2 separate regions of the Homo sapiens genome follow, and region 1 is linked to region 2. Evidence: read pairs that join two places in POLR2A ChIA-PET (ENCODE). Cell type or tissue: Panc1. All regions are shown on one strand. Links, peaks and the distances in the headings refer to the core of each region. The heading gives the core; the rest is flanking DNA. Region 1 overlaps ZNF608 (zinc finger protein 608). Region 2 overlaps LINC01170 (long intergenic non-protein coding RNA 1170).

Region 1 (4,405 bases), core at 79-4,078, 510 kb before region 2:
TTATTATGGAAGGTGATGATTTAGCTCCCTTACTCACCCTTTCCCCCAACACAAATATATTTTACCACCACCCATACTTCCAATATAATTATGAGTTATGAGCTCTTCATTGCTATGTAGCACATTATTCTAGATGATAGTACCTTAAAAACAACAAACATATCCCACAGTTTCCATGGGTCAGGAATCTGGGAGCAACTTAGCTGGTGCCTCTGGCTCAGGTTGTCTCAGAAGGTTTCAATCAGGCTGTAGGCAGGTGCTACTGTCAGCTGAAGACCCCATCCAGTGGAGATGAAGGAGCCACTTCTAAGCTTCCTTACATGGTTTTTGGCAGGCTTTAATTCCTCACGGGGCAATTTGACTTGCTATGCCATGTGGGCCTCTCCATAGGACTGCTCACAACATGGCAGCTTGCTTCCCAGCAAGATCAGATAGAGAGGGGGAGAGAGAGAGAGAGAGAGAGAGACAGAGCACCCAAAATGGAATTCATAGTCTTGGAATAACTTAATGTTAGAAATGATAGCTCATTACTTCTGTTCGTTATAAGTAAGTTCAGCCCACACTCAGGGGAGGGCATCACACAAGAGTGTGAATGCCAAGAGGCAGTGGTCATTAGGGGCCATCACAAGTAATTATGAGGCTGCCCACCACAAGTAATTATGGTTAGGCCAATATTCAGTTTTTACATTATGACTACAGCACAGTCATGTTCTATGATTACCTTTTCTAATCCAACTCTTTTCCACAAGTTAATAACTTATTTTTTTGTTTGCTTAGTGTTCTGTGCATCCACACTGATTCACCATCAACTGTCATGCCAGAATTATAAATTGCTTCTGGGTGTATTGAAATACACCAAGTATAAGTTCTATATGTTTTATCTTTTGGGATAGTCTCTCCCAGAGTTTTCTGACCTTCTCCAATCTGGACTGATTGCTTAGGCATTATTCATAGCTATAAAAATCTGAAATATCTCTTGTATACCATTCTGAAGATGCCATTGCCTCTTATGTTGGATACACTATTTCCTGACTCATTTCTCTTGGTCCATCCCTTCATTTTCGTGGTGCACATTTTCCAATAGCTTCCTAAAAAAGGATTCATGGTAGGCCGGGCACAGTGGCTCACGCCTGTAATCCCAGCACTTTGGGAGGCCAAGGCGGAAGGATCACCTGAGGTCAGGAGTTTGAGACCAGGCTGGCCAACATGGCGAAACCCTGTCTCTACTAAAAGTAGAAAAATTAGCCAGGCATGGTAGCAGGCGCTTGTAAGCCCAGCTACTGGGGAGGCTGCGGTAGGAGAATCGCTTGAACCTGGGAGGCGGAGGTTGCAGTGAGAGGAGATTGCACCATTGCACTCTAGCCTGGGAAACAAGAGCGAAACTCCATCTCAAAAAAGAAAAGAAAAGAAAAGCATTCATGGGAAGTCAACATTTTGAAAGCTCAGATGCTTAAAAAATGTAACGCGTAAAAATGTCTTCTGTCTACCCTCATGCTTGATTGATAATGGGGTCACATGAAGACTTGGTTGAAAATCATTTTTCTTCAGACTTCTGGAGATTATGCTCCTTTGCTTTGAGCTCCCCAGTGTTGTCTCCGAGGAGTCCAATGTCCTTCCTGATTTCAGATCTTGTATTTGATACCTATTGCTCCACCCCAGAAACTTTCATCTTTTCTTTGTTTCCAGTATTCTGACATATGTCAATGCCATCCTTTAGCATGAGTCCTTTTTTAGAGTCAGGGACTTGTTCCTTCACCTAGGCTAGAGTGAGTAGCATGGTCCTAGTACACTACAGCCACAAATTCCCAGGCTCAAGGGATCGTCCTGCCTCAGGCTTTCAAATAGGTGGGACTTAACAGTCATGTGCCAACATGCTAGGCCAATTTTTTTTCTTTCTATTTTTTGTAGAGATGGGATCTTCCTAGGAGTTTAAAGGTAGTCTTGAACTCCTGGCCTCAAGTGATGCTCCCAGCTCAGCCTCCGGAGTTGCTAGGATTCTTTTTTTCTTTTCTTTTCTATTTTTTGAGATGGAGTCTCGCTCTGTCACCCAGGCTGGAGTGCAGTGGCACAATCTCAGCTCACTGAAACCTTCGCCTCCTTAGTTCAAGTGATTCTCCTGCCTCAGCCTCTTGAGTAGCTGGGATTACAGGCTCCCACCATCACGCCCAGCTAACTTTTTTTTGTATTTTTATTAGAGACGGGGTTTCACCATGTTGACCAGGCTGGTCTCAAACTCCTGACCTCAAGTGATGTGCCCGCCTTGGCCTCCCAAAGTGTTGGGATTACAGGCGTGAGCCACCGCACCTGGCCTGGGATTCTTTTTTTAATCTGTTGTTCTGAGCTTGGTCCTCTTGTTGAAAACTCAAGTCCTGCAGTTTTGGAAATTTTATAGATGTATTTCTTTAGAAAGGATTAATTTCCATTTCCATGCTCTCTCTTTCTGGAACTCATTTTATGTAGAAGTTGAACCTCCTCTACCAATCTTCTTTTCTGATCTTTCTCCTTCTTTTTCAAAACTCTGGTTTATATGCGTTTTGTATTTTCTGCCTGGAGAGTTTTTCAAATTTATCTTTGCTTTTTCATTTCCCTCATGTAGTTTTTAATTTCTAAGCGCTTTTTATTTTCTATTTTGGTTATTGGCATTGCTCTCTTAAAAAGCCTTCTATTCTAGTTTCATGAATGAAGCATCTCCTCATTTCTCTGAAGATATTTAATTAGCTTTTCTAATTTCTTCTTTTTATTGTCAGCATTGCTTTTAATTCGTCTAAGTTTCTTTTTTGTTTATGTGTGTGATTTGTCATGTGTATTTTTTGTTGGAGACTTTCCTCAAATGCCTATGACTGTTGGCTGTCTGCTTCTATGAGTGGTGCGCTGAGAAGCTAGTTTGAAATTCTACATGCTTCAGTAGAACTGGTTGATGGTATAGGCAGACCTGGATCAATTATTTCTGTAGAGTTGCAATTCCCATATTCCTTTTCTCTTGCTTTTATCAGTTTTCCCCGAAAAGGCTTCACTGATCAGCTGGCAGCCAACTTTCTTGGTGCCAATTTTGGAAAAAAAGAGAGTGAAGGATTCACTCTTCATTATATAAACTTTATAAACTATGACTTAAATCTTCCTTTTTTTTTTTTGTGGCCATAATATCCCCATTTTACAAATAAGAAAATTTTTAGAGCTTTACATTTCTTTGTTGTAATTTCTTCATAGCTGTTATTTATTCCATGACCTGAAATAGAGATAATTTCAGTCAATATGGAATGTGCCATCATAATTATCCTTCTACGGAGATCTAGTCATTTAATTTATCATTATTGTGGTTTGCTTGGCCTATTTTTTTTTCAAATGTGGCTTCAGCGATGCTTGGTTTTCAGAAGACTATAAGCTTGGGACTTAAAACAGCAGCATATGAATGGCCAGAGTCCCCCTAACCCAGCCCTACCTCCCTCCCTTATAGGTCCTTGCCAGATCATTATGTTGGGCTTGAGCTCTGTTTTTATCTTTACTTATCAACATGAGCTGTTCGCCAAGCTGGTTTTTCACAAATTCTTTCAATGTTGACCAGCCCTTTAATATCTGCACTTCTAAGAATCAAAGTCCTAGGAAAAGACAGATCTCATAAGCACTTTCCTTCTACAAGGGACAGATGCATGGAAGACACCTCCTTAAAACCAAGGTACACTGCTATGTTCTGTGGTAACACCAAGCCACGGGGCAGGGTGTATTCCCCAGAGCTCCAAAGCACTCTGCTATCTTAACCAAAGCACATTCAGTCACCTGTATTTTCAAGTTTTTCTTCTCAGCCTAGAAAGGTGCTTTTTCCTTTAGTCTACCTACTTCAGAATAATAACAGGTACTTGCTTGCCTTCCTTGAGTGGAGACTGTAAAAGGTGATTTTAAATATCACATTGATATCTTACTCTGAGGCAGGGATTTTTCTCTCTCTTGTCCATGTATGTAGCCCCGGTGCCCAGCACATTGGCTGTTACCAATAAATATGTGTTGTCTGAAGGAAGGAAGGACAGAAGGAAGGAAGGAAGGAAGGAAGGAGGGAGGGAGGGAGGAAAAGAAGGAAGGAAGAAAGGAAAGAAGGAAGGAGGGAGGGAAGGAAGGAAGGAAGGGAAGGGAAGGAAGGAGAAGTCAAGTGAACTCATGACTTGACTTCAACCTGACTGAAAACAATCTTCCCACTTCTGTCCCCGCTCCCTCCCATGTTGCTCAAGTCCTACACAGGCACCCAGAGGGAGCTTGTTGCATGGAGTCCGTGCTGTTCTGCCAGTTGAGTAAATAGGTGACAGGCAGTAAACTGAAGGAAACGTTTTTATATCCTTAAAAGTGTTATCTTCGAGGAGCACAGTTTGTAATGCTGGAGTGAAAAGAAGCCTCCTTTCAGATGGCCAGCTTGATG
Region 2 (4,405 bases), core at 144-4,143:
AAAAGTCAATGAAGTAGATAAAATTGAATTTTAAAAAACTCTATCATATTTCACCCCAAGATACACTCCTTTGCCATATTTTGAGATGGCTATTCCGAGGTCCTGCAAACAAGAATAGCCCTGAAAAGTTGCCTTTCGTGGAGGAGATTTGCATCTGTACAGAAAAATCTACTTTAGTGAAATAAACAGCCAGGCTTTCTCTGAGGCGCTCCCCTTTATTCAGACCTAGGAAAGATTAACTTAACCAGAGGCTTCCCCATCTATTCTTTCTGAAAGCTGCTACCTGTGAGGTTTTATCTACATAACGAGATCATCTTTGCCCCATGCCTTTCTTTTTCTCTCTCCTTGCCATATTCCTAGCCCCTATTTTTCCTGTAAGCTCAAGATAGTATAAAAGCAAAATCAATCTAGCCCTTTCTTTTAGTTTTAATATTTTGTATGACTCTCATGCACATGTGAACATGTTAATTTTTGTAATGCCTTTTCTCCTGTTAATCTGCCTTTTGTCAGTTGATTTTCAATGAGCTTTCAAAGGAGCCTACAGCAGTGTTAAACTGAACTGAGCAAAGCCATAATTATATTAAATGTAAATGCATTAAGCACTCCATTAGAAAGAAAGAAATTATAAGATAATAAAAAGCAAAACCTATTTACATGTTGCTTATAAGAAACATTCTACAACATCTAAAAACACAAGTTAAATTTAAAAGAGTGGAAAAAATTATTGGGCATATACCTGAAGGAGTATAAATAATTCTACTACAAAGATACATGCACACATATGTTCATTGCAGCATTATTCACAATAGCAAAGGCATGGAATCAACCCAAATGCCCATCAAGGATAGACTGGACAAAGAAAATGTGGTACACCATGGAATACTACGCAGCCACGAAAAGGAATGAGATCATGTCCTTTGTAGGGACATGCATGGAGGTAGAAGTCATTATCCTCATCAAACTAACACAGGAACAGAAAACCACTGTATGTTCTCACTTATAAATGGGAGCTGAACAACAAGAACACATGGACACAGGGAGGGGAACAACACACACTGGGGCCTGTCAGGGGGCTGGGGAGAGGGAGAGCATCAGGATAAACAGCTAATGCATGCAAGTCTTAATACCTAGGTGATGGGTTGATAGGTGCAGCAAACAATCATGGCACACTTTTACTTATGTAACAAACCTGCACGTCCTGTACATGTATCCCAGAACTTAAAATAAAATAAGAGTGGGAAAAGATGTATCACACAAGTACTAAGCGTAAGAAAGTTGGTATCTATCTTATGACAAAGGAATGCCATTTCTAGGTATTCAGCTGAGAGAAAAAAATATGTCCATAGAAAGATGTATATGAGACTTTATTCATGATAGCAAAATTTAAAGACAATACAAAGGTCTAACAATCAGAAAATTGATAAAAAAGTGTTATGTATTTGTACAATTGAATACTACTTAACAATAAAAAAGAATAAAGTCTTCACTGACTCAACAATATGGACAAACCTCAAAAATATTATTTGTTTGAAGGAAGCTAGATGCTAAAGAATTCCATGCCAATAGAAATCAGAAACTTCTTACCTTTGGGAGAAGGTAAACTAACTGGAAAAGGGGCATGAGGAAAATTTTTAGGTTGATGAAAATGTTCTATATCTTATTTGGGTGGTTGTTAGGTGGAGATATATAATTATAAAATCATTAAGCAAAACACTTAAGATATGTGTATTTTATTTTGTGTGAATTATAGCTCAAAAAAAATTTAGAGTGAAGTATCAGATTAAAACAAATATGGAATAAGACATTACTCAATTATATTTATTTGTTTGTTTTATTTATGACAGAAGACAATATATACAACTTGTTAAAGAGAAAAAAAAACTATTCCAAAGGTTGAGTTGTTTTTTTTGCCATCTTATTTTAATGGGTCAACTAGTAACATATGTAACTGAATATGAGATTGAAACCATTGAAAAGTTTAGTAGATCAATAAATTCCTTCTTCCAGTGATGGTGGTTCTAACAGAACTCTTAATGGTAGATCCAGTGTACATCTCATATGTCCAAAATATTGTATAAACCTGTGTAGAAAGGGTTTGTGTTTAAAGAGCTCAGTGTTTGTGCTCTGAGGAGTATATCAAAATTACATAAAACATTAAATAAAAGAGCTATTTACTCAGACTAAAATAACATGCATTCACAATTGTTTTATAACTTGTGCTGAAAAAATGTTTAGAGATTTCTGGGAACCAAAAGAATCTTAATACTATATTATAAATATTTTCAAAGATTTAAGGTAAAGATGGATATAATATATGAACAAATAGCGGTTCACAGTAGAGAAATGAGAACTATAAAAATTCAAATAGAAATTTGAGAAGATGGAAAATTTACTGGAGGTTATAACAACAGATTGGACAATCAGAAAAAAAAATAACTGTACTTGCAGATAAGTCAACAGAAACAAACCAACCAAAGCACAGAGTGAAAAAAGAGATTGGAAAAATTAAAAATAACCATATCGATCTTTTGATTGTGTGGCAATATCAAAACATCGAACATACATGGAACTGGAATTGCAGAAAAGGGAGAGAAAAGAATTGGCATTAGCAAAAATATTTGAAGATAACATGCTCAAATGTTTTCCAAATTGAAAAAATCTGTATGAAAGCTTAATTACTTATTAAAGATAAAAGCTTAGCGTGACTTGCAAAGTGATCTTTTCTTACCCAGCAAACTGATTTGCCATTGGGAGTTACAATTTTTAAACAGCTTTACTGAGATATAATTGACAAAATCAACTACGTATGAAGTGTACAATTTGATACATTTTGACTTATCTATAAGCCCCCCCAATTTTTCTTATGCCCATTTATAATTTCTCTCTCGGATCTTCCTGGTCTCCAGACACCTAGCCATCTGAGTTCCATCACTAAAGATTTGTTTTCATTTCTAGAAAATTTCATTTTCTAGAATTGTATGTAAATTGAATAATATGGTAGGTACTTCTTTTTTGCTTGATTACTTTCACTCATCATAAGGTTCATCGATGTTGTTGTGCCTATTAATAGTTCATTTCTTTTTATTGTTAAGTAATATAATTGCTTATAGCCAATTACTAGAACTGTTAAAACGAAGCTATGGTGATAGAAATCCGGAAAGTGATTACCTCTGCATGAGGGGTGAGGAAATTGATTGTAAAGAGCCATGAAGGGAATTTCTTTGGTATGGGTGCTGCTTATATGGGTGCATACATTTGTTGCAACCCACTGAACTGTAAACTTAAGATGTTTGCTTTTCACTGTGAATAATTTATACCTTGATAAAAATAAGAGGCAGGGTTTGAAAAAAAATCACCAGATGTGGTTTTAGTTCACCTAATTGCCAAAATACTTGTTGATATTTTCATGTGCTTGAGTCAGTGATTTATTTTTCATATATCTGGTTACTCTGAGTACCATCTTTGACATAACTTTAAAGCATTTCCCTATTATTTAACTCTTTTGTGAGGGCAAATTTATGAAAAGTTTACTGTAGGACAAGCTTTCTCAAAACATTCCAACTAAATCAATCATTACTGCCTCCAAGTTATCTTTATAAAAGTAATATCTATGCCCCAAACTGAGTATACCTATGATATTCCCCAATATATCATGTATTAAAATGGAGTAATGGAGTTGTTAATGATAATGTTTCATTCATATATATAATTTTTCCTCTATCAATAAAATATAATATGTACCCTACATACTAGATAGAATTAAATTTTATCATAAAAACCAAGAAAAATTATTCAAATGAACTTACAGCTCAAATAATTTCAATAAAATAACATTTTTATTGAATGACAAATGATTAAAGTCTAGGTATTAACTTATTTGTTCAAACATTTATTGACTACCTATAACATTTCTGATTTATATGCTTTTCCACTTCTAAGTATCTTTGGTATTTTCATAACATAATGAAACACATAAGCTACATTATAAATGGTAGCTTATATAGAAAAGTGGTTACATTTTTTGGTGTGTTTTGGTATACACAATGCAATATGAAGCTATGTATAATTAAGCCATACTCAATATTGAAGCATTATTGAATATTCAATATTACACTTAATATTTACCTCTATATAACCTAACTAGAGGACGCTGGGGTCAGAGCCCACTGGCACATGAACCACCACTTGTAACATTCTTTTCACAGTATGTTCAGTCTTCCATTTTGTTTCAGTACCATTCATTATAGCAGAGCAAAAATGTACAATTTGGTGTCTGAGTGTCTTTGAAAAATAATTATTCAGACAAACAAATGTAATATTACTGGTTTGGGTTTGCTTCTGTATGGTTTGGATTGTAATTTTTCAATTAGAACCTCAATGAAATAATCATCATTCAATTATAGTT

The links. ChIA-PET counts read pairs that join two places held together with the same protein. Peaks named below come from ENCODE experiments on the same cell type or tissue, not always from the same donor. Only the 100,000 strongest peaks of a DNase experiment are listed, where the experiment ranks them.
Region 1: POLR2A ChIA-PET joins it to region 2 with 5 read pairs; 1 of 35 experiments calls an interaction of 5 or more read pairs at or near these places.

What each region holds. Positions count from the first base shown.
Region 1 is chr5:124,679,076-124,683,480 of GRCh38, reverse strand. All of the region lies in intron 3 of ZNF608 (zinc finger protein 608), which reads left to right. Among named protein-coding and RNA genes, the nearest start is that of ZNF608, 65 kb to the left of the region's middle. In Panc1, for the core only: no CTCF peak of the experiment used is centred there; no DNase peak of the experiment used is centred there; H3K27ac peaks cover 3,502 bases.
Region 2 is chr5:124,164,831-124,169,235 of GRCh38, reverse strand. The region is part of intron 4 of LINC01170 (long intergenic non-protein coding RNA 1170); the gene reads left to right. Among named protein-coding and RNA genes, the nearest start is that of LINC01170, 270 kb to the left of the region's middle. In Panc1, for the core only: no CTCF peak of the experiment used is centred there; no DNase peak of the experiment used is centred there; H3K27ac peaks cover 207 bases.